Regions from separate parts of the Homo sapiens genome. Here all the other regions are linked to region 2. Evidence: chromatin contacts called from ENCODE Hi-C or POLR2A ChIA-PET data. All regions are on one chromosome and are shown on one strand. Each heading gives the region's core, a stretch centred on a gene start or an enhancer-like site at or near the end of the contact. The rest is flanking DNA. Distances are from core to core; before and after follow the strand shown.

The links. Hi-C counts contacts between places; a loop is a spot of excess contacts on that map. ChIA-PET counts read pairs that join two places held with the same protein, here RNA polymerase II (POLR2A). Pooled maps may share reads with other maps.
Region 1: a loop to region 2 is called in a pooled map, with 4 times the contacts of the local background. The contact joins two enhancer-like sites. A Hi-C loop is called at or near these places in 1 of 37 single-sample maps with no recorded cell type and 6 of 50 pooled maps. POLR2A ChIA-PET finds 5 or more read pairs at or near these places in 2 of 52 experiments (activated CD4-positive, alpha-beta T cell and endothelial cell of umbilical vein).
Region 3: a loop to region 2 is called in a pooled map, with 5 times the contacts of the local background. The contact joins two enhancer-like sites. A Hi-C loop is called at or near these places in 3 of 37 single-sample maps with no recorded cell type and 8 of 50 pooled maps. POLR2A ChIA-PET finds 5 or more read pairs at or near these places in 6 of 52 experiments (WTC11, activated B cell, activated CD4-positive, alpha-beta T cell and 3 more).
Region 4: a loop to region 2 is called in a map with no recorded cell type, with 8 times the contacts of the local background. The contact joins two enhancer-like sites. A Hi-C loop is called at or near these places in 11 of 37 single-sample maps with no recorded cell type and 4 of 50 pooled maps. POLR2A ChIA-PET finds 5 or more read pairs at or near these places in 4 of 52 experiments (A673, HCT116, OCI-LY7 and 1 more).

The regions. Positions count from the first base shown.
Region 1 is chr2:25,268,781-25,274,745 of GRCh38, reverse strand. All of the region lies in intron 6 of DNMT3A (DNA methyltransferase 3 alpha), which reads left to right. Among named protein-coding and RNA genes, the nearest start is that of MIR1301, 57 kb to the left of the region's middle. RefSeq lists enhancers at 1,196-1,696, 4,191-4,781. Within about 2 kb of position 1,250, at least 19 of the 41 ENCODE cell types and tissues checked have a DNase peak (open chromatin) inside an H3K27ac peak, as active enhancers do.
Region 2 is chr2:25,584,625-25,590,449 of GRCh38, reverse strand. The region is part of intron 6 of DTNB (dystrobrevin beta); the gene reads left to right. Among named protein-coding and RNA genes, the nearest start is that of DTNB, 86 kb to the left of the region's middle. Within about 2 kb of position 2,894, at least 3 of the 41 ENCODE cell types and tissues checked have a DNase peak (open chromatin) inside an H3K27ac peak, as active enhancers do.
Region 3 is chr2:25,298,901-25,304,399 of GRCh38, reverse strand. It overlaps DNMT3A (DNA methyltransferase 3 alpha), which reads left to right. Exons shown (of 23, transcript NM_022552.5): 3 at 4,157-4,261. Among named protein-coding and RNA genes, the nearest start is that of MIR1301, 27 kb to the left of the region's middle. Within about 2 kb of position 2,764, at least 6 of the 41 ENCODE cell types and tissues checked have a DNase peak (open chromatin) inside an H3K27ac peak, as active enhancers do.
Region 4 is chr2:25,207,245-25,212,983 of GRCh38, reverse strand. LINC01381 (long intergenic non-protein coding RNA 1381) reads right to left here. Exons shown (of 2, transcript NR_132378.1): 2 at 3,782-4,010. Among named protein-coding and RNA genes, the nearest start is that of LINC01381, 5.8 kb to the right of the region's middle. Within about 2 kb of position 2,588, at least 6 of the 41 ENCODE cell types and tissues checked have a DNase peak (open chromatin) inside an H3K27ac peak, as active enhancers do.

The sequences.
Region 1 (5,965 bases), core at 1-2,500, 310 kb after region 2:
GACCCTGGGCGTATACGGTTCCTGCTCTCATGGAGTTGACATTCTGATGGGGGAGACAGGCAGAACATAAAGAAACAAGGGGCTGAAATAGAAGATAGCAGAGGCCTGCTTTAGTTGGGGTGGTCAAGACAGGCTTCTTGGAGGAGGTGGCATTTCAGTTAAGGTCTGAAGGAACCGAAGAGCTGGCTCTGTGAGGAGTGGGGTCAGGGAGAGTGTTCTAGGCAGAGGAAACAGCACCAGCAAGGCCTTGACTTGTTTGGCAAACTGTATGCCAGGGTGAAATGGCAAAGGAGAAAGGGCCAGATGCAGCCAGAGAGGCAGGCGGGGCTCCACACATCAGTTGGAGACCTGCAGAGTCTGCCCAAAAGCTGGCTTACTTCTGACAATACTGGGCAGCCATAGAAGGTTTCTGTGCACAGGAAGGATGTGATGTGGATTTGAGAGGCAGCAGTGGAGACAGAGAAGAGCTTTGGGGTGTATTTTGGAGCTAGAATAGCTAGGGCTTGCTGATGGACCGGCAGGGAGGGGAACTGGTGGACTCAAGGAGGACTCACAGGGGTCTGGCCTGAACACCTGGTGATGGTTGTGCCATTTGCTCAGATGGGAAGACCCAGGGGAGGATGAGTTTGGGACAGGTGGGAATTGAGGGCTCCGTGTGAGATGCCAGGTGCCTGGAGTCTGGGCTGTAGGGAAGTACGGGCGACAGAGGTGGGATTTGAGAGCAGAACCCTGGCATTTAAATCCATGGGAACTTAAGGGCTCAGCAAGGGGAGAAGGAGGAGAGACGAAGTCTCAGAACATGTCCATGAAAACCCCGACATTTCTGGGCCACATGGAGAGGAGGAGTGGCAGGCAGTAGGGACTGAGGGAGAAAGCAGTACAGAGCGGTGTCTGGGGAAGCACGGGGTTTTCCCAGAGGGTGGCTGCCCAGCCCTAGGGAAAGCTGAATTCACTGAGACATGCCCATGGCGTTGGACAACCTGGAAAGGAGCTGGTGACTTTATAGAGAAGCTTCTGTGGGGGTCGGGGAGGTGGGAACAGCCCGTGGAGGGCTTCAGCCATGCAGAGAGGTGAGAAAATGGAGGCTGAAAGACTGAGGAGGGAAATCAACTCGCCACGCACAATTTTTGAGCTGTCTTGTATGTTTGATTAGTAGAGAACTGGGTACAAAGAGAAGTGGGTGGTGACCTAGCTGCACAGGAAAAGAGAGGAAACTGCCACCACGTGGGGCACTTCACGTGAACTCAGCTCTCATTTCGTCTTTACCCCAGGCCTCCAGGGGAAGGCGGCCCTGTTTGTCTGTTCGCCTTTGTGTGAGAGCTTTCTCTAGAGAAAGTGCAGAACAGAGGCCAGGCGCGGTGGCTTACACCTGTAATCTCAGCACTTTGGGAAGCTGAAAGGAGGTCAGGAGTTCGAGACCAGCCTGGCTAGCTTGGTGAACCCCTGTCTCTACCAAAAATACAAAAAATTAGCCAGGCGTGGTGGCTCATGCCTGTAATCCCAGCACTTTGGGAGGCTGAGGCGGGCGGATCACCTAAGGTCAGGAGTTCGAGACCAGTCTGCCCAACATGGCAAAACCCTGTTTCTACTAAAAAGACAAAAAATTAGCCGGGCATGGTGGCAGGCGCCTGTAATCCCAGCTACTCAGGAGACTGAGGCAGGAGAATCACTTGAACCCGGGAGGCGGAGGTTGCAGTGAGCTGAGATCACACCACTACACTCCAGCCTGGACAACAAGAGCAAAACTCTGTCTCAAAAAAAAAAAAAATACAAACAATTAGCCAGGTGTGGTGGTGCGTGCCTATAGTCCCAGCTACTCAAGAGGCTGAGGCAGGAGAATTGCTTGAACCCGACAGGTGGAGGTTGCGGTGAGGCGAGATTGAGCCACTGCACTCCAGCCTGGGCAACAGAGCAAAATTCCGTCTCAAAAAAAAAAAAAAAAGAGAAAGTGCAGAACAGGGTGGGGGTTCTGGCTGCTTGATTGTTTTCTTTTCCTCTGGGATCCAGGAAGGCAGAAATTACTTTCCCGGAAGAGCCCGGAGAAAGGGCAGCCTGTCTGAGGTCTGGGAGGAGAGGCACTTACCCCTGTGCGTGGAATGTTGTGTTTGGGGTGGAAATTCAGGAATGGGGCTCTTCTCTCCAAGTCAGTCGCTGCACTCCTGGGTTCCCCGCAACCCAGAAACAGGGGCTTTGCTTTTTAGCTCCTGGTTCTGTGAGCGAAGTGTTTCTGTTCTCATTTAGCCCTGGGGCAAGAAGCTTAGACTATGACTTTTAGGAACCGGAAGAACTTTCAGAAATTCCATGATTCTCAAACTCTGCTCCCTTGAAGAAGCAGTATGGAGGCCTGCCCTCAGTTACAGTGAAAAAAAGGGTTCTTTCCTCAACTCCCAGGAAAAATTAGATCATAGATACATTTTCTCAATTTTAGGTCTCTACTAAAATTTAAAAAGACTTTTTTGGGCTGGACGCAGTGGCTCACACCTGTAACCCCAGCACTTCGGGAGGCCGAGGCGGGTGGATCACCTTAGGTCAGGAGTTTGAGACCAGCCTGGCCAACATGTTGAAACCCCATCTGTACTACAAATACAAAAATTAGCTGGGCATAGTGGCGGGCACCTGTAATCCCAGCTACTTGGGAGGCTGAGGCAGGAGAATCACTGGAACCCAGGAGGCAGAGGTTGCAGTGAGCCGAGATTGTGCCACTGCACTCCAGCCTGGGTGACAGAACGAGACTCTGTCTCAAAAAAACAAAACAGACTTTGTAAAACTCATGAACATTTTCTAACATATGCAGAAGCAGAGAGTAGTGTAACGACCTCCCATTGCCATCACCTGGCTCCAGCAATTATCAAAAGATTTTCTAGTAAGTCTTCAACCCTTGGCATTTGCATCCCCACTCCCAACCAATGAAGGTAGCAGTGGGCATTATTAGAAAAACCAAAATGTTGATTTAATTTAAAAGACTTTAGTACACTTGACTTGCAATGTGGAGATCTCCAAACAAAATATATTTTCTGCTAATAACATTATTCCTTATTCCTATGCTGTAATTAAAGAATCCATGAATTCCAGTACAAGTTTTAGAACTACTGATCTCATTTTCAGACTAGGGGACTTGGGGCTACCGAGTTTTATAACTGGCCACAAGCTCCCAATGAAGAATTGGGAACAGGACTAGAATGGAATTAGAATTTACGTTTCCTATTCCAATGTGGGGCCCAGGCCCTGACTGTCACACAGTCTCCTCCTGGGCTATGCCTGGGGTTAGGAAGGGGCTAGATGCAGGTATCAAGAATGGGGAAAACACAGGTAGCTTTCAAGATTCCCAAGTCGCCCTCAGACTCAAGAGTAGTAGCTGTTGCTATCAGGCCTGTTTTCTTTGTTTGTCTGTTTTTGAGACGGAGTTTCACTCTTGTTGTCAAGGCTGGAGTGCAAAGGCTGGAGTGCAATGGCTCACTGCAGCCTCCGCCTCCTGGGTTGAGGCGATTCTCCTGCCTCAGCCTCCCGAGTGGCTGGGATCACAGGCACCTGCTGACACACCCGGCTAACTTTTTGTATTTTTAGTAGAGATGGGGGTTTCACCATGTTGGTCAGGCTGGTCTTGAACTCTTGACCTCAGGTGATCTGCCCGCCTTGGCCTCCCGAAGTGCTGGGATTACAGGCATGAATCACTGCACCCGGCCTATCAGGCCTGTTTTTGTTTTTTGGTTTTTGTTTTTTTGAGACGGAGTTTCGCACTTGTTGCCCAAGCTGGAGTGCAATGGCACAATCTCAGCTCACTGCAACCTCCATCTCCCAGGTTCAAGCGATTCTCCTGCCTCAGCCTCCCGAGTAGCTGGGATTACAGGCGTGCACCACCACACCCGGCTAATTTTTTGTAATGTTTTCTAAGTGGTGTAACAACAGCACAGACATTTCTCCTCTTTTCTCAGTCTCATTTTGCTCTCTGACATTTGAGCCCTTCTGAAACTGCCTCCCTGGGCCTTCCCAAGGCCGCTGCAGGTTCCTCCCCACCTCCTTCAGCTGATCTCAAGCGGCAACCTCTGTTAGCTGCATCCCCAGATCTCCACCCCCCACCCTCTGCCAGTGTTGATCCACTGACCCCTTACCCACCCTCCTAGATCCAAGTACCCTCCTCCTCCCAAAAAAGGCACCTCCCCTCCTGACAAACCACCCAGCCTTCAGGACCCAGCTCCAGCTGTTCCCCAGGCAATATCACTTGAAGGGCCAGCCAGCGCTTCCTAATCTCAGAATGCAACGCCTGCAACCTTTCATTCAGGGCACCTTTACTGAGCCGGTTTCCAGAAGCCTCCACAGCTGAGTGACATGTAAGATACTGGGACTACCAGAGGCATAGAGGATTCCTAGTTTTCCCATGATAGGATGAGGGCTCATAGCACCTGCAGAAAGAGCTGCCCTGAATGGGGCGTAGACGAATGCTGCCTGGGGTCATCTACGCATCAGCAGGGGTGGCTTCTGGCTTTTGACGGTTGAACTGGAATTTAGGGGAGGGCTGAGGAAGGCATTTCAGAGGGAGGAATACAGCAGGCACATACCTCTCGAGGCACAAGACACTTGGGCTTTTCAGGAATGGGAGTTTGTTGTGGTGGTGCACAGCGGGTGTGGGCAGAAAGCAGCTAGGAAATGTGGCTGGAAGGTGGGGCAGGGGCCAGAAGGAGGAGCTGCCACCAGACCCCAGGCTGCACCAGCCCTTCCCCTAGGCTGTGTGCCCCACCTGGGGGGCTTCTTCCCTGGGAACGCACTCCCCAGCTTAACTTCCTTCTCCTTGCCCACCCTTGTTGGACCACAGTTACTGAGTGAGCCTCTCCCAGATTACCCCCTTCAGGCTTTCCCTCCCCCAAGATTTAAGACGACTCAGAATGTCACAAAATGAAAGAAATGGAAAATAAGTGAACGGGGAAAATGAGACATTTCTGCAGTCCCTGAGGCTGAAGTGAGAATTCCTGCTGGAGCTGGGAAGGAAGTTGTTGTCTTCTGTCTGTTCCATCTCCTGTTGCTGTTCCTTCACCTGCTTACTAGTCCTGTAAGGACTAAGCTCTGTTTTAATCATGATCACACCCTGCCATAGAACCTCCAATGGCTCCCCATTGTCTCCCCCATCATGTCAGATACCCTCTGGCTATTTCTCAAGTCTTCAACCCTTCGACCTCCACAATCAGCCCACCCCACTTTCACTACAGTCCTCTAATAGAAGGGTGTCCCCTAGGAAGGGACATTGCCATGCTCCTTCCTTCCTTCCTGTCATCGTTCCTGCTGTGATTTCCCCAGTCCATTCTTCAGGGTTGAGGCCAAGAGCTGCTGCCTCCTCCAGGAAGGTTTCCAAGATTTCTCCAGTCCACAATGACCTCTTCCCTTCCCTGAATCCCTGTAACCCTCACTGGGGTTTGTTTGTTTGTCTGAGACAGTTTCACTCTGTCTCCCAGGCTGGGGTGCAGTGGTGCAGTCTCTTGGCTCACTGCAACCTCCACCTCCCAGGTTCAAGTGATTCTCGTGCCTCGCCTCAGCCTTCCCAGTAGCTGGAATTACAGGCACGCACCACCACACCCAGCTAATTTTTATATTTTAAGTAGAGATGGGGTTTTGCTATGTTGACCTGGCTGGTCTCGAACTCCTGACCCCAAGTGATCCGCCTGCTTTGGCCTCCCAAAGTACTGGAATTACAGGCATGAGCCACTGCACTCAGACTGTCCTTACGGTTAATATTACTTAGCACTCAATCATATTTCATCAGGGTATTTTTCACTGTTTCTTATGTGTTGATCACATCTTCCTCTGTCTGGCCTAATGCAATGGGCAGGGAGAACAGGCCCAGTGAATACCTGCTGGCTGGCTAAGCAGTTGGGAGGTAGGTGAATGTGGGACCACTTCTCTGGGAACATGAGATCTTAGATTTCCACCATGACAAGGGCCCACACACTTGATTTCGAGGTGGTTTTTCCAGGGG
Region 2 (5,825 bases), core at 1,645-4,144:
GACACCCTGGCTGTGGAGAGGAGCTACCCATTGCGAGTCTCCTCCGAACTGTTCTATTGCTCAATAAAGTTCCTCTTTGCCTTGCTTACCCTCCACTTTTCCACATACCTCAGTCTTCCTGGGTACGGGACAGGAACTCGGGACCCAAAAAATGGCAAGTCTAAAAGAGCTATAACGTAAACAGGGCTGAAATATGCCCCTTGCTTGCCATGTTGTGGGCAACAAGAAGAAGAAAGAAGGAGAAAAGAGCTGTACCCCTCTGGGGAGCCCAGATGTAGGAGCTCCCCAGGCCGGGGCTGTAATACCCTCCTTGGGGCTCTGTGGTTCCTGGCATCTCCAAGCTTCTGGGTGCCACCGTGTTTGCTGGTGCCAGCTGTGGAAGCAGCTTGCAGTATGCCTGGTCCAGTGCAACCTCACAGAGAGCCAGGGCCCGTGCTGGTGCCTGGAGCTGCCTGCCCCACTGCAGCTGGCATGCCTGGCTGTGCATAGTGGCCGGACCCCACACTCCTTCACACTCGCTTCACTGCTCTGCACATGGCTCGCCCTTGGTAGGCATGGGATCCAGGCTGGTAGCGTGAGCCGAGTGCAGCCTGCCAGGCCGAGTGGGTGGAACGAGTCCAGTGGGCCCAAGCAAAACTCCGGCAAAGGTGCCACTGGCCACAAAGGAAAAGCATCACCCCAGGAATCCTGTAACAATATTGACTTTAGTTCGAAGAGTTCAACCCACCTTGCACGGAATTTTTAATTTGATGCCTATCTTTATGAAAAGGAAACCTGAGGCTGGGCATGGTGGCTCACGCCTGTAATCCCAGCAGGCCGAGGTGGGTGGATCACCTGAGGTCAGGAGTTCAAGACAGCCTGGCCGACGTGGTGAAACCTCGTCTCTACTAAAAATACAAAAATTAGCCAGGCGTGGTGGCGGGCGCCTGTAGTCCCAGCTACTCAGGAGGCTGAGATAGGAGAATTGCTTGAACCCAGGAGGCAGAGGTTGCAGTGAGCCGAGATGGCACCACAGCACTCCAGCCTGGGCGACAGAGTGAGACTCCATCTCAAAAAAAAAAAAAAAAAAAAAAAAAAAAAAAGAAAAGAAAAAGAAACCTGAATAAGCAAAGAATGGAGAGAAAGGGAGAAGTGAGCAGATAGGAAAGTAGACACACTCTTACAATCAGTGTATGCAGGAGATACTGTTGATAACACTTTATTGGGCACCATGCCACATTTCCCTTGATTCACGGAGGCAGTGGCAATTGTATAAAAATGGGATTATACTATTGCTGGTTAATTTTAAGAATAACAACAATATTTCATGCCTGGAGGTGTCCTCCGATTGCATTTGACAAAATATTCTCTCCAGCTATGTAGCGAAATGATTTTTCTCCTCACTTTGAAGTGAGATGTCTTTTGGATGTTCTGACTTTGTTTTCCTGGACATTGAATAGAGTTTGGCAAGCATTGCCTGGCAGGTGTATCTATATTTGTTATTTCATAGGTATTCTAATTAAGGAGATTTTATAATCTCCGTTAGCAACCCTTTGCTACTGTGTACTTTGGTGTGGATTAGTAGTGTTTCATTGATTTGAAGACACTTTTTCATATCTTAATATTTCTGATGTTGAGATATATAGCCAATGATACCTCACAATTGCAGTTGGTTAGGCAGTGGTTATGATGGGCTGTCATTTCCTGCACATGTGTGAACTTGATCATAGCTGATCATTTGTTGTCACTTCAACTGAGTTGTATCCACTTTTGGCACTACATGTGTTGTCATTTAAAATGTCCTCAGAGGCCAGGCACAGTGGCTCACGCCTGTACTCCCAGCACTTTGGGAGGCCGAAGCAGGTGGATTATGGAGTCAAGAGATCGAGACTATCCTGGCCAACATGGTGAAACCCCGTCACTACTAAAAATACAAAAATTAGCTGCGCGTGGTGCGTGCGCCTGTAGTCCCAGCTACTTGGGAGGCTGAGGCCAGAGAATCGCTTGAACCTGGGAGTCAGAGGTTGCAGTGAGCCGAGATCATGCCACTGCACTCCAGCCTGGCAATAGAGGGAGACTCCGTCTCAAAAAAAAAAAAAAAGTTCTCGGAAGAGAGTATACTGTGATTTGGCATTAAAGACAATGTTGTTATAAATGCAGAAAGGTGTGGACAGAATAGAGGGGAATACACTGGATGTTAGTAAAACAAATATTCAGCATTGGAGGAATTCCATATTATTTTGCAAAGCAACAACCAGGTGCTTTTTAGAGCCTTTTTTTTTTTAAGGAGGCTTTATAGAGCCTTTTTAAAAAAGAGGATATCCCCAAATAGATGAAGCTGTATTTTTTTATTACTGAGATATAACCAAAATAATTTATTGTCACACTAAAGCATTGCATCTGAAGGTAGACCAAACTGCCAAGTTCCCCTGAATAGATGAAAGGAATTTCAGTTCATCAAGAGGCTGGTGTGACCAATTCACATGTCACGAAGGATTATGCTTAATTAAGTCATTGAGTTAGTTAAATTGGCTGAGTGCTTTTCTTTCTTAGGGGTAGAAAAAAAAATAATGGTGTGTCTTACAAGTGATCTTATAAGTGCATCTTAGATGGGATGAAATGCAGGGTGTAGAATGGGTTTTATTATGATCAGGTCTCTATAGTAATGAGGCCTGTCTCACTAGCATACTTAGATTGAACAAAATTGTAGAGACCTAGAAGTGAGATTTTATTCTAGTTGGGCCTGTGAAGGAGAGAGTGTCTTACTAAATGAATCCTTACATAGAAATGACAAGTGGCTTCAAGATTGTTTTCTTTTTAGAAAAGGATTTTTGTTAGCAGTACTTGCTGTCCACATGCTCTAGGAAAGCACCCCTTCCCCCCGCTTCCCCACTGATGATTCATGAGCTGAAAGAAGTTCCCCAGCCTGTGGGGTGTGGGGCTGTCGGTCCAGGTCATTCTTGGTGTTCATTGGTGGCACAGTCCAGTGTGCAGTCCCATTCTGGACTTCCAGTGTCCCCTCTGCCTTACTGCTTTATGTATGACTAACTAGTATTCAAGTAAAGCAGAAAAATTCATCACCCAAAAAACGAAGGACCCTGGTCTTCTCGTCACTTTATTCAGTGGCTCAATGGCAGCCTAAGGAAGAGGAGTGTGCTTTCTCAGATGTTGGTTTTATTATTCCTTTTAATCATAAGCAAATTTGAGTTTAAATCATCATTTTGCAATACAGTTCTGTTGATGTCCTTATTTTTCATAAAAAACTCGACTCACTCCTCATTGCCTGCTGGATAAGCTGCTTAGCATGACGTTGTGGCTCTCAGCAGTCGAACCACAGTCTACCTTTTCACCGCCATTCCTGATTGCTCCCGCTCTACCCCATCCCTCTCCTGTTCCTACCCTTAGCATACCATGGGATCTTTTTAGCTGTTGCCACAGGGCCATGGGGTTGCACTGTTTACATCCCCCTCAGTGTTGTGCGAGAGCATCTGTGTCTCCACAGCCTTGCCAGCAGCACATGTTCCCACACTTGAATTTTTGCCAATCTGATGGGTGAGAAATGTTATCTCAGTGTAGTTTTGATTTGCATTTCTCTTGTTTTGAGTAACCTGTTTTGAGTGAGTCAAAGCAGTCAAACTTTTTGTCTTTGTTTATATTCTTAGTTCTCACTGAAATGCCAGTAACCCCTGACTTTCTGTCTCTCCTCCAAAAAAGGCTTCAGATTCCACATCCTAGCAAAAATATGCCTTCTTCTTTGATGTTTTTAATCTTTCATCTTAGGATTGTGTCCTCTTCTCTACTTCCATGACATGTTACCTACAGCTCAGTTATGCCCTGAAGGGAGGGACCTTGCTCTCCTTCAGCTTTCCATCCCCAGTGACTGACAGTGTCTGGAAAACGATCGATACTATTTCCTGGATTAATTGAATGATTTTTTAAACTTTTTTTTTTTTTTTTTTTGGAGACAGAGTCATGCTCTGTCGCCCAGGCTGGAGTGCAGTGGCGCAATCTCGACTCACTGCAACCTCCACCTCCTGAGTTCAAGCAATTCTCCTGCCTCAGCCTCCCGAGTAGCTGGGATTACAGGTGCCCACCACCGCACCTGGCGAATTTTTGTATTTTTAGTGAGATGGGGTTTCACCATGTTGGCCAAGCTGGTTTCAAACTCCTGACCTCAAGTGATCCGCCTGCCTCAGCCTCCCAAAGTGTTGGGATTATAGGTGTGAGCCACCGCACCTGGCCGCCCGTGCTTAATGAAGCATTTTAAGTTAAGTATGACATGAGAAAATTAGTAATTTTGGTTTGAATTCTAATGAAAGCTTAAACTTCATAATGTATTTGCATCCTCGTTTTCACTGATATTATTCCATGATTTTTTCAAAGGAAATAATCTTTGCAATGAGAGAAATATAGTATTTCAGAATATTTGAAGTTTTTCTAATCTTTCCTTTATCCATAACAAATAAAAATATCTCTAAGAAAAAGCAGAGTAACATTATATTATTTTGTCATTATAAATTACTCTTATTTTCAAAGTCCAAAATAAATCTGTGATGTGGGGAAATTCAGTGTGAAAATAATTGAAAGACTGCCCCTTTCAGTTACAACAACTCTGTAACTCTGATTAATGTATGTTTGCCCTTGTCAGATAAAATATCTCTGTAACTATACTCAGAAGTTTGCATAAAAATGTTTTAACCTGAAAACTTTAGAAGTGTCCCTTTCAAGACAGTTAACTAAATGTCATACATCATTTAAATGATAAGGCAATGGGTAAATATTTCTATGTTGCACATTATAGGAGTTTTTGTTGGAAATGATGAAGTTGGAGACTGTAGCAATGATGATCTATAGCTAAATTATTTTATTTTCTCATGTTATTTTATTGATACTGGATTTTTCATTTTTAAGGGGTTACTCCTCTCCCCTTTTAAAAATGGGAAGAGGTAGTCAAGGGTGGAGGAAGGGAAGTGAGAATGGCATGTAGGGTAATAGTTGTCAGTCTAGATTAGAATAACAAAGAGCAACAAACAAACGCTTGTTTCTAAGAAAAAATATGAGACTGCATACAGTGATAAAAGCAGTCTCAGTGTTTTATAGAGGGAGGCATAAATCATGGTGGTTTCGCTCAGTGGATCAGGCAGCTGTTAAAAGGATTAGAAATGAAGAATTTGTACAAAACAAGATGTTTAATAGAACGTTAAGTGAAAAAACAGATGATGTATTCATATCTATTCTGTTCACAAGTATGTAGAAATATATATACATCTGGAGGGAAATAGAGAAAAATGAGAATTGTGGGAATGCATGATTTGCATTTTATTATAGTTCATATTAATATTAAGCTCTTAAAAATAAGGAGAAATGCAAAGAATGTGTTCAACTCAAGAGCAAAAACAAAATAAAAAGATAGGGGACAAAAAGAGCCAACCTGCCTTTCATAAAATTATTTATTGAGTCATGGAATTTTAGAGATGGGAAGCCTCTCCTAACAGGTCTCAAAATTTTTGGTCTCAGGACTTCATTATACTGTAAAAATTATTGAGGACCCCAAAGAGCTTTTATTTATATGGGTTAAGTCTGTCAGTATTTCCATATTAGAAGTTAAAATTGAGGCTGGGCATGGTGGCTCACGCCTGTAATCCCATCACTCTGGGAGGCCGAGGCAGGTGGATCACGTGAGGTCAGGAGTTCAACACCAGCCTGGCCAACATGGTGAAACCCCGTCTCTACTAAAAATACAAAAATTAGCTGGCCATGGTGGCACACGCCTGTAGTCCCAGATACTTAGGAGGCTGAGGCAGGACAATTGCTTGAACCTGGGAGGTGGAGGTTGCAGTGAGTCA
Region 3 (5,499 bases), core at 1,515-4,014, 290 kb after region 2:
GCGGGGGAAGGTAGCAGTTCTCGAGTGACTATCACGTGTCAGCTTTTGCTACATCACCTCATTTAATTCTTATAACATCACTGTGAAGTAGATATCATCCCATTTTATAGATGAGGAAAGCAAGACTCAGGGAGGTTAAAGAGCTTGAGGTTACTCCTAAGCAAAGAGCAGAGCGAAACTCCCAGCCCGGCTCTGCCCTCTCCAAAGCCTACGTGTCTGGAATTTCCACCCCCTCCCCTCTGCGCTGGAAGTGTGGACGAATTCAGTCCCCTGGCTTGACAGATGAGGAAACCAACCTGGGCTCAAATCTGTTCCCGCGAACTGTGTTACTGTTCTTCAGCTGTCCCATGTCACCACGGATCAGATTCTTTTCTTTCAGAGTATTAGCAACGCCTCCTAATTCAGGGCTACTTGCAGATTTGATAAGCATGTTTTACATTCCTTTGCTCAACCCATCAGCAAAGATATGGAATAAAACAGACCCCGTGACAGATGCGAGAATGAACCACTTGCTACGCTTCCTTGGAGCCATTGAGGGGCACGGCCCAAGCCATCTGCTCACCCTTCTTGGCGTGTTAGCCCCCTCCCTCCGCAGAGGGAACCTCAGGCAGGCCCAGAGCAGAAGCATCGCTTCCCGCTTTGCCCTAAGACTCCATCGCGGAAGAGTTGGCAGAAGAGAACATGCTTTTCACAACGCTGCTCTTAGGGCCAAATGTCAAGGGGAAGGGCCAGGAGTTGTTCAGACCTGGCTCTCGTGGAGACTCCAAGCACGACCCAGAAGCATGCGGGGCCTGAATGCTGGGCCAGCCGTAAAGCTCCTTGCACCAGGTGTGGGGTACACACAGCACCCCTGCCTGGCACTCCCCGCCCTCTCTGGACCTGTCAGGACCTGGAGAGGTGGCCTGGCACCGGGGGGTCCACCCCTTCCTCCTGGGCTGGGTTGCACGGAATTGAATCCAACAGGGAAAAAAATGTGCCGAGCACCTACAGGCCCTGCACACGTGGTGTAGGTGAGAGATGCCAGCAGGACTGCATATGGCAGAGGGGTGGCCTGTCGGGGCCCCCAAAGGCTTTCTCCGCATGCCCAGTGGAAGCTGGTGCCCATCGTGAAATGTCAAGCGTCTTTATTTTTAGGTCATTGCTGTGTGGTAACTGTGGTTCCCTTTCACTGATCAGACGCTCTGGTTGGCTTTCACATCTCTGATTAGTTCAGAATAAAAGAAAGTCAAATGACTCCCTCTGTCACAAATGCAGCTTGTTAAAGAAATAGTTTAAAGCCCAGAATTTATGGGCAGTAGGAGTTTTTCCAGAATCTGCCCTAGGCGCTGGGGATTCAGCAGTAAACAAAACAGACAAAGGGGCAGACCCTTTGTGAAGCTGTCTTCTCAAAACCTGAGAAGCAGACAGGATGGACACCTCCCTACCCCCATTTTATGGATGAGGAAACTGAGGCTCCGAGAGGCTGCTCCTGTAACTAGGAAATGGACAAGCTGGGCTCATGCCCACTTTGCTTTTTCCATGACCTCACATGACCCCTAATGATTTTACAAGTGCTGATCAAGACGGTGCCCATTTGGCACTGGTTGAATCGGATTAGAAGCCCCACCTCAGCCTGAAATTCTTAGCAGTTGTGTAGATCCAATCAGAACCTTCACAAATACTAAGCTGCACTGGCAATACGTCCTCTCTGTGTGATCCTTTCTTACACTCGGGGGTCTGGGGTCTTCAGAAGATGGTTCAGAAGCAGCAGGCCTCCCCTCCCATGGGGCGTGTGCCCTTGGGCACCCTGAGCCCTCATGAAGGCTCCCGCGAGTTTGCTCCTCCTCCCACAGCCTTTCTGCCCTCACCGCCCGTCTGCTGTGCTTTCCTGAAAAGAGCCCCTGAAGGATCTCCGGCCTCGGGGCTGGCCTCTCCCTCCACAGACGGCACGGGGCTCCCCAGTCCCCTGGCATCCTTTCCAGATGCTTCCTCTGCTGTGCTCCTTAAATTGCCCTCTTTGGTCCTTCTCCAGCCCTCACTGCCGTGTCACTCTGCACAGCTTAGTGACAGTGCTCTTGAAGGTCAGCCATTCTGACCCCTAGCCAAGCCTCCTCATCCTCAGTATCTTTCTCAGACAGCTTTGGTCTCCAGTGTTGGCAGCCCTCCCCTTCCTTGCTCCCACAACACACCAGGGTCCTCTTCTGCACCTCCGAGCATTCTCTCTCTATCTCCTGTGTGAGCTCTGCCTCTCTCCAGCTTGACTGTGGCCACCACCTATGCTAAGACCGGGCACCTCTGTTCACCCTCCATGTGCATGTCTTTGGAGGCCTCCCAGAACTTGAGCCATGATGGTCTGCCCTGCAGACATGCCTCAGCTGGAGGATGGATGGAGGGGCCAGGGATGCTCTTCCCGCTGGTCTTATGTCTACAGCTGGTCACAGTAGGTTTCCATTTGTGTGTCCCACTGTCACCTAAAAATTAATGTGGCAAACCACAAGGTATTTTGCAATCACAGAAAATGAAAGTTGAGTAGGTTGTTGAGGGCCATCTTACTCAGGTCTCCAGGAGAGCTGTGGACCCTCTTCTACCTCTGTGCTGCCAGCACTGCCCTGGGTTGGCCCCTCCTTGGGGAGGGCCCAAAAGCCATCTTTGGCTCCTGACATCGTGCAGGGTATGAAGAGCAGCCTGTGGCCCATCTGCAGGGTCAGGACGTCTTTCTCCCCACTTCCCCAGCATCATTTCTGCTGGGGATTAGTCATGCCAGAGCCCAGCTGAGTCAGAAGGGACTTGTGGGTGGTTTGTGGCCAGGCTGGAGTAGTGAGGCAGGACTTTCTAGGTTTATGTCTCTGTGCCCCAGGAGACAAGCATGTCAGGGCCCAGCCGTGCACAGGTGTTATGTGAGGGGCGGGGAGTAAAACAAACTTCTGTTCCAAACTCGGTGAATGCAAGAGATGGAGAGGAGCTGAGATTCGGTCCCTGAGATCCTCCTGCAGGCTGACAGGCATGCGCGGTGCCAGCTCCACATGGCAGGGGTGTTCACAGCTGTACAAGTCCTCCACTTTCCATAGTTGTCCATTTCGAGTATTGCCTGGACTTCAAATAGATATTGCTAAATTTAATATTTCTTTTCACTTGATTTTCTTTTTTTTTTTTTGAGACAGTCTCGCTCTGTCTCCCAGGCTAGAGTGCAGTGGCGTGATCTTGGCTCACTGCAACCTCTGCCTCCCAGGTTCAAGCAATTCTCCTGCCTCAGCTTCCCTAGTAGCTGAGACTACAGGCGCGTGCCACCATGCCCGGCTAATTTTTTGTATTTTTAGTAGAGATGGGGTTTCATCGTGTTAGCAGGATGGTCTCAATCTCCTGACCTCATGATCCACCTGCCTCAGCCTCCCAAAGTGCTAGGATCATAGGCGTGAGCCACCATGCCCAGCGATTTTATTTTCAATAAAGGTGATTCATTAAGTAGATCACAAATGTAATTGTGTATCTGTGAACAAAAGCTTTCTCATATAAATAAACTTTTAACTCAAATCCTTTATCAGAGCTTGTGTTATGATTTTATGGTTCGGAAAATGTGGTCATAAAGAGAGAGAGATGCCTTCCGGGGGGACAGCAGCGTCTGCCCTGAAGTTCCCCAAAGGATGTATTATTTATATATATATATATATATATATATATATATATATATATATATATATATATATATATTATATTATTTAGATATATAAATATATATCTAAATATATATCTAAATAATATATTATTTAGATATCTAAATAATATATTATTTAGATATCTAAATAATATATTATTTAGATATATATATGGGTGTGGGTATTTTTATAGAGATGGAGTCTCACTATGTTGCCCAGGCTGGTCTCAAACTCCTGGCCTCAAGGGATCCTCCTGCCTTGGCTTCTCAAAGTGCTGGGATTACAGGCATGAGCCACGGTGCCTGGCCAAGGATATATTTTAAGTGGGGCTCTGAGGGGTGCCTCAAGCCTCATCAGGCAGGAGGGGAGTTGGTGGGGGCATATTACACAGCCCTGGAAGTGTGGCTCGTGGGACAGGAGGAGGCTGGGGCTGGAAGGGAAGCCAGGGCCAGCCCCAGACAGGCCTGGAATGCTACACTGCTGGGATCCACCTCTGGCCTCACAGGCTGTGTCTGTGCCTGCAGGACGGAGAGGAGCAGGAGGAGCCGCGTGGCAAGGAGGAGCGCCAAGAGCCCAGCACCACGGCACGGAAGGTGGGGCGGCCTGGGAGGAAGCGCAAGCACCCCCCGGTGAGTGTCACATCCTACACACCCTCCTGTGCACACACACAACACACACGTGCCTGGCCTGTCGATGGCAGTGATGTATGTCCTGCAGGGACCTGGAGACATTTAAGACCAGGTGATGGGGTATACCCCTCCAGCTGCAGGTACCCCATTCTTCAAATCCCACCCTCACATTTCCCTGTTTTCTTATTTATTTATTTACTTTTTTACTGAGACGGAGTCTCACTCTGTTGCCCAGGCTGGAGTGCAGTGGCGTGATCTCGGCTTACTGCAACCTCCACCTCCTGGGTTCAAACAGTTCTCCCACCTCAGCCTCCCAAGTAGCTGTGATTACAGGCACGCGCCACCATTCCCGGCTAATTTTTGTATTTTTAGTAGAGGCGAGATTTCGCCATGTTGGCCAGGCTGGTGTCGAACTCCTGACCTCAAGTGATCCGCCCACTTCAGCCTCCCAAAGTGCTGGGATTACAGGCATGAGCCACCGCGCCCGGCCACATTTCCCTGTTTTCTGCATAGAGAAGTGGAGGCCCTGAGAAGCCAGGGGACTTGGCTGGTTGGTCTTGGGCCTAAGACTTGGACCAGGCCCCTGACTCCTGGCCTCCCTCTGGAAGGGAAGCAAGAGGGCCTGCCAGAATCCCAGGCTGGACTAAGATCTCCCTGGACTATCTATGAAGGCCCCTCCCTACCACACTCTCACCCAGGGTCTCAGCCCCCACCTGGAGGAAGGGAACTGAGGCCTGGGAGTCTGATCAAATGGGAAGGGGGAGATGCAGGCTGAGGAGTCTCTGTGAGGCAGCAGGAGAACCAGGGCCCTGGGGAAGGAAGTCCTGCAGGCATGTAGGCTGCAGGGCCAGCCCCAGCGCCAGGCTTCTGGGAACCAGTGCCGCTGAGGCCTGGGGGCAGCTCTGGAGAACAAGACCCCTGGGCTGTAGGAGCCTAACTGGTTTATGTCTTAAACTCAGATGTGGAGCAGTCATTATTTCCCAGCACCAGAGACAGCTGGTTCCTTTCTTTTACCCCCCTTCCAGCTGAGAATGGTAAACTTGGAGCAAGAAGGTAAGGGGGAGTCAGAGGCTCTGGATTTGTTACTCAGCCCTTCAAAGAAATGTTCTCAGCAGGCATGGAGCCCAGGACTTGCTCCCTTTGGGTAGAGAGCCGGGTTGAAGGTGACTGAAGTGAAATGGGACAGTAGAGGCGGGGGGGGTGGTGAGTTCCTGGAGGTGGGGGGTGTGGGAACCTGC
Region 4 (5,739 bases), core at 1,339-3,838, 380 kb after region 2:
AAGGCCATATGCAAAGGTCTGGCTGCGTAGAATGGGCTATCTACATCCAAAGGGCAGAGAGAGGGGCCCCTCAAATGCTGGATGGAGCAGCAGGAGCTGCCTTCATTTCCAGCATGAAATTGGGCTGCTGTCACCATGACAGAAACTTTCTGATCAGCTCGTCCTCCACCCCTTGAACCCCAGCAGTCGAATCATACTGTGCTTGTCATGGTGACATATTACGGGACCAAGTGCGTAACAGAAAGTAAATGGACTCTGAGAGAGTCCAGAAGGATGCCTGGATTGTTCGCAGAATTGAACAGACCTTAGGAACTGGAACTAATACTTGATTCTCTCTCCTCTCTTCTCGCACTGTCTCTCTCTCCTCTCTTGCTCTTGCTCTCTCGTGCTCTCTTCAAGTCTGTCTTGTTTTTGTTTGGCTCTGCTTGGCCTCCTCTGTAAACAGTCTGACTCCAGGTGGGGGAAACTTGCCCCCTGACATCCCTGAATTCACATGCTCCTAGCTTACAGCCTTGGTGGAATTTTCCCCAGAGCCTTCTATCAACTCCAGAGAAGAATTCTGACTGGTCCTGCTCAGTCTGGCACCATCTCATTATTGGGTAGTCTGATTGCCCAGGCTGGAGGGCTATGGCTGAAGGACCAAGGGCAGCCTGTTTCCAGAAGGAAATGGGATGGAAAGGGGCTGGTCAGCACTAAAACAATAGCAACCAGAGGCCGTTACACATGGTTTTCAGGATAAAGTAAAAAAAATCGGCCGGGCACGGTGGCTCACTCCTATAATCCCAGCATTTTGGGAGGCCGAGGTGGGTGGATCACGAGGTCAAGAGATCGAGACCATCCTGGCCAACATGGTGAAACCCCGTCTCTACTAAAAATACAAAAATTAGCTGGGTGTCGTGGCACGCACCTGTAGTCCCAGCTACTTGGGAGGCTGAGGCAGGAGAATCGCTTGAACCCAGGAGGCAGAGGTTGCAGTGAGCCAAGATCGCGTCACTGCACTCCAGCCTGGCAACAGAGTGAGACTCAGTCTAAAAAAAAAAAAAGTCAAGATAGCAGAGGCCCTCCATCAAAGAGCATGCTGTCTAGTTAGGGAGATGAACTTGGAACAACAGAGGGCAACAGAAAGTGCTACTGGTGGCTGTCCTCAGACCACTTTGAGACCACTCAGCTCTTGAAAAAATTAGAGTACAAACATGGTATCCCTACTCTGTAACCAATTAACTCACATTTTTTAGGCCACAGCAGCTGGAGGAATCAACCCTAGGAAGATGGATCCTAATTATGGCAGGAGTGCAGTGTGGCAAAGCAGAAAATGCAGACAGATTGAGTTTAAATCCTAGCCCTCTACCAGCTGTGATAATCAACTCAACCTTTTTAAAGACTCAGCAAATAAAATTGACACAATTAGTAGCCTCCTTCCTAGGCTGTTGTGAGGATTAAGATATGTATATTAGGTGTTCACTAGAGGATATAAACGAGTACTCAATAAATGAGATGTAGCCAGGTGCGGTGGCTCACACCTGTAATCCCAGCACTTTGGGAGGCCAAGGCAAATGGATCAGTTGAGCTCAGGAGTTTGAGATCAGCCTAGGCTACATAGTGAAACCCTGTCTCTACAAAAAGTACAAAAATTAGCTGAGTGTTGTGGCTCGTGCCTGTGGTCCCAAGCTACTTGGGAGGCTGAGGTGGGAGGATCGCTTGAGCCTGGGAGGTTGAGGCTGCAGCGAGCCAAGATTGCACCACCGCACTCCAGCCTGGGAGACAGAGTGAGACTCTGTCTCAAAAAAATAAACAAGTTGCAACCTTATGGTACAGTATTAAGACTTATTACTAACAATGACTCTTGCTGCTGTGGGCGGAAAGCCACCCAGGTGCCGAAGCAAGAGACTGAAGGCACAAACTGTTCCAGTATAATAAAGAAAATAGAATAAGAAAAGTTATACTAGAAATAGGATATAGAGATGATTATATATGGATATTATCAATCATTAGTTTTAGTATTAATCTGTGCTTTACTATTATAACCGAGGAATAACCAGCCAGTACAGTCAGGAGCTGAAGGAACATTGTGAGAAGTGACCAGAAGATAAGAGTGTGAGCCCTCTGTCAGGCCGGACATGGTGGCTCACGCCTGTAATCCCAGCACTTTGGGAGGCCAAGGCAGGCGGATCACGAGGTTAGGAGATCGAGACCATCCTGGCTAACACGGGGAAACCCCATCTCTACTAAAAATACAAAAAATTAGCTGGGTATGGTGGCGGGCGCCTGTAGTCCCAGCTACTCGAGAGGCTGAGGCAGGAGAATGGCATGAACCCGGGAGGCAGAGCTTGCAGTGAGCCGAGATCGCACCACTGCACTCCAGCCTGGACGACAGAGTGACTTCGTCTCAAAAAAAAAAAAAAAAAAAAAAGAGCGTGAGCCCTCTGTCACGCCCGGATAAAGGCCGCTTGTGGGCTTGTGTTCCTGGGAAGGCACCTGTTACTTAGCGGACCATGAAAGGGGGTTTCCCTTTCCTTGGAAGAGTTAGAGAACACCTGCTCCACCAGCCTCTTGTGGGAGGTTGGACATCAGCCAGTCTACCCACAGACATCCGGAGGCTTAAACGTCTCCCTGTGGTGCTGTGCTTCGGTGGTCACACTCGTTCACTTTCATGTTCTGCCTATATACCTGGTTCCCCTCTTAAGTCCTTAGAAGATAGCAGTAGCAGAAATAGTGAAAGTATTAAAGTCTTTGATCTCTGATAAGCACATAGAAAAAAGGCTGATGCATGATGTCCTCCCTCTGCTTCAGCTACCACAAAGGGAAGGGGCCCCCTGTCCGGTGGACACGTGACTTGCTTGACCTTATCAATCACTTGACATGACTCACTCTCCTTATCCTGCCCCCTTGCCTTGTATACAATAAATAGCAGTGCATCCAGACATACGGGGCCACTACCGGACTCTGCACATTGGTGGTAGTGGCCCCCTGGGCCCAGCTGTCTGTCATACTCTCTCTTAGTCTTGTGTCTTATTTTTCTACAATCTCTCGTCTCCGCACATGAAGAGAAAACCAACAAGGCGCCATAGGGCTGGACCATACATGCTGCCACAGTGAAATTGTTGGAATCCCAGCCCCAGCTCCTTCCCTCTTTTCTGAGTGATCCTTGCTTCCCAGATGTCACCCCAAGATGCCTTTCCTGGGCAAAAGTAAGGAATCCCAGCCCTAAAAGGCAGATGGGCAGGATACTTTGAGGACCTACTTTGGGCTGGATGCCTGGCAGCTGGTTTGGCTGCAAGGCCCAGAAGCCCACTAAAGCTGCTGAAGTCAAGGGGGACTTAGAATAACCATGACAGCATTTCATGGAATTCAGTTGTAGGAGGCAGGATGGGCATCAGCGTAAGCAGGGTTTCCCAGGTGGCTGCTCTCTCTGTCTATCCTTCCATCAGGGACTGTGTATGCCCTGCCTCTGCCCTTCTGTTGATCGGGTTCCTTCCCTTGCCCTCGGTCACTGATTTCCAGCTGGCACCCTCATGGCTGACCCCAAAGGTCTCATGTCCCAGCCTTCATAACCTTCCAGTCCTTATACTGGCACCAACTGACTCTGTCTCTGACTTCACACCAAGTTTCTGGGACAGAGACTGTGGTTGCCTGGCTTGGATCAGGGTCACATGGGTTCAATGAGCCGTGACAAGTGATGGTAGAAGTGCACTGTGGCACTGCAGCCTCGACCTCCCAGGCTCAAGTGATCCTCCCACCTCAGCCTCCCAAGCAGCTGGGACCACAGGCACAGGCCACCACGCCTGGCTAATGTTTGTATTTTTTTGTAAAGACGGGGTTTCACCATGTTGCCCAGGCTGGTCTTGAACTCCTGACCATCTACTGACAAGGGATGGCTTCTTTCTTTGACAAGGGAACACTTCTAGCGGTGAACACTTCAGAGCTGGCATCCCAGGCTCTCTCCTCAGCTGCCTGTTCAAATCTGTGCTGGGTTGGTGGGCTGCCTTGTGTTCTAGCTTGGCTGATAATATCTGGAGAAGAAGAAGAAGAAGAAGACGTGTGAACACTTTGAAATCGAAATGTTGGTGTTAGTTTCCTAGGGCTGCTATAACAAAGTACCAGAAACCAGGTGGCTTAAAACACAGAAACTTATTGTCCCACAGTTCCGGAGGCTTAGAAGTACAAAATCAAGGTCACAGCCACTTTCCCTCTGTGTCTGCGTCCTCGTATGGCGTTCTCCTTTTTATGGGTATCCACATTTCCCTCTGTTATTTTTATTTATTTATTTATTTATTTATTTATTTATTTATTTATTTATTTTGAGACAGAGTCTTGCTCTGTCGCCCAGGCTGGAGTGCAGTGGCGCGATCTCGGCTCACTGCAAGCTCCACCTCCTGGGTTCACTCCATTCTCCTGCCTCAGCCTCCCGAGTAGCTGGGACTACAGGCGCCTGCCACCAAGCCCGGCTAATTTTTTGTATTTTTTTTTAGTGGAGACGGGGTTTCACCATGTTAGCCAGGATGGTCTCGATCTCCTGACCTCGTGATCCACCCGCCTCGGCCTCCCAAAGTGCTGGGATTACAGGCGTGAGCCACCGAGCCCCAGACTATTTATTTATTTTTTTGGAGACAAGTTCCCGCTCTGTTGCTCAGGCTGATGTGCAGTGGTGCAATCACGGCTCACTGCAGCCTCCATCTCCCAGGCTCCTCCCCCATCAGACTCCCAATAGCTGAGACTACAGAAGTGAGCCACTATGCTCGGCCCATCTCCCTCTTATATAGACACCAGTTCTATTGGATTACGGCCCACCCCAGTGACCTCATCTTAACCTGATTACATCTGCAAAGACCCTATTTCCAAATAAGGTCACATTCACAGCTACAGGACTTCAATCTATATCTTAGGGATTTACAGTTGAGCCCGGTTATAAGTGTCCACACTGGGTATGGTGGTGTGTATGTATAGTCCAGCTATGTAGGAGGCCAAGGCTGGAGGATCGCTTGAATCCAGGAGTTTGAGACCAGCCTGGGCAACATAGTGAGACCCCCATCTCAAAAAGAAGAAAAAGACTAAAATGTCCGTAAATAAAATGTAGTGGGAATACAGCCATGCTCATTCTATGGATCGTTGTGACAGAGACTATACACAAAGCTTAATATATTTACTATCTAGGCCTTTACAGAAAAAGTGTACCATTCCCTGCCTTAAAGGATGGGGTGGGAGTTCACAGGACAGAGAAGGCCAAGGGCGTCTTAGGCTGAGAGGACAGCAAAGCCAACCACAGCAAAGGTCAGCAGTACAGCTGGTGGACGGTGGTCCTGGAGCTCTGGAAAACAAGGCATCTCAAGAGTTCGAGTTAAAATAGAAAGCATCTTGAGTTGAACACCTTCAGGATCATGGCTTCAGCTTTTCTCCCTGGTGGAGAGGACAGTGTGGGAACTGGAACCCTTTCACACAAGCAGCCCAGGACGTATCTGGAAGGAGAAGAGGCCTGGGAGGAGCCCAGGATGTCTGTGGAGTGACCTCAGCTGGTCCACTGGAGGGAAACCCAAGTCAGGCTGACTGTTTTTCTCTGGGAGAGCCAAGGGAACCCCAGGGGCACTGCGTTATTTGCTCCTTTCCTGTCTGATTGCATTTTCCTCTGGCTGCCCCAGGGAACCTGTTTCTGAGCCTGATGGTCCACTTCCAAAGACCAGGCCTCTTGCAGCGGGAAATGTTTGGGAAGCCCCTTGTGACGTCTCCTCCCTGCCTGGTGGAGAG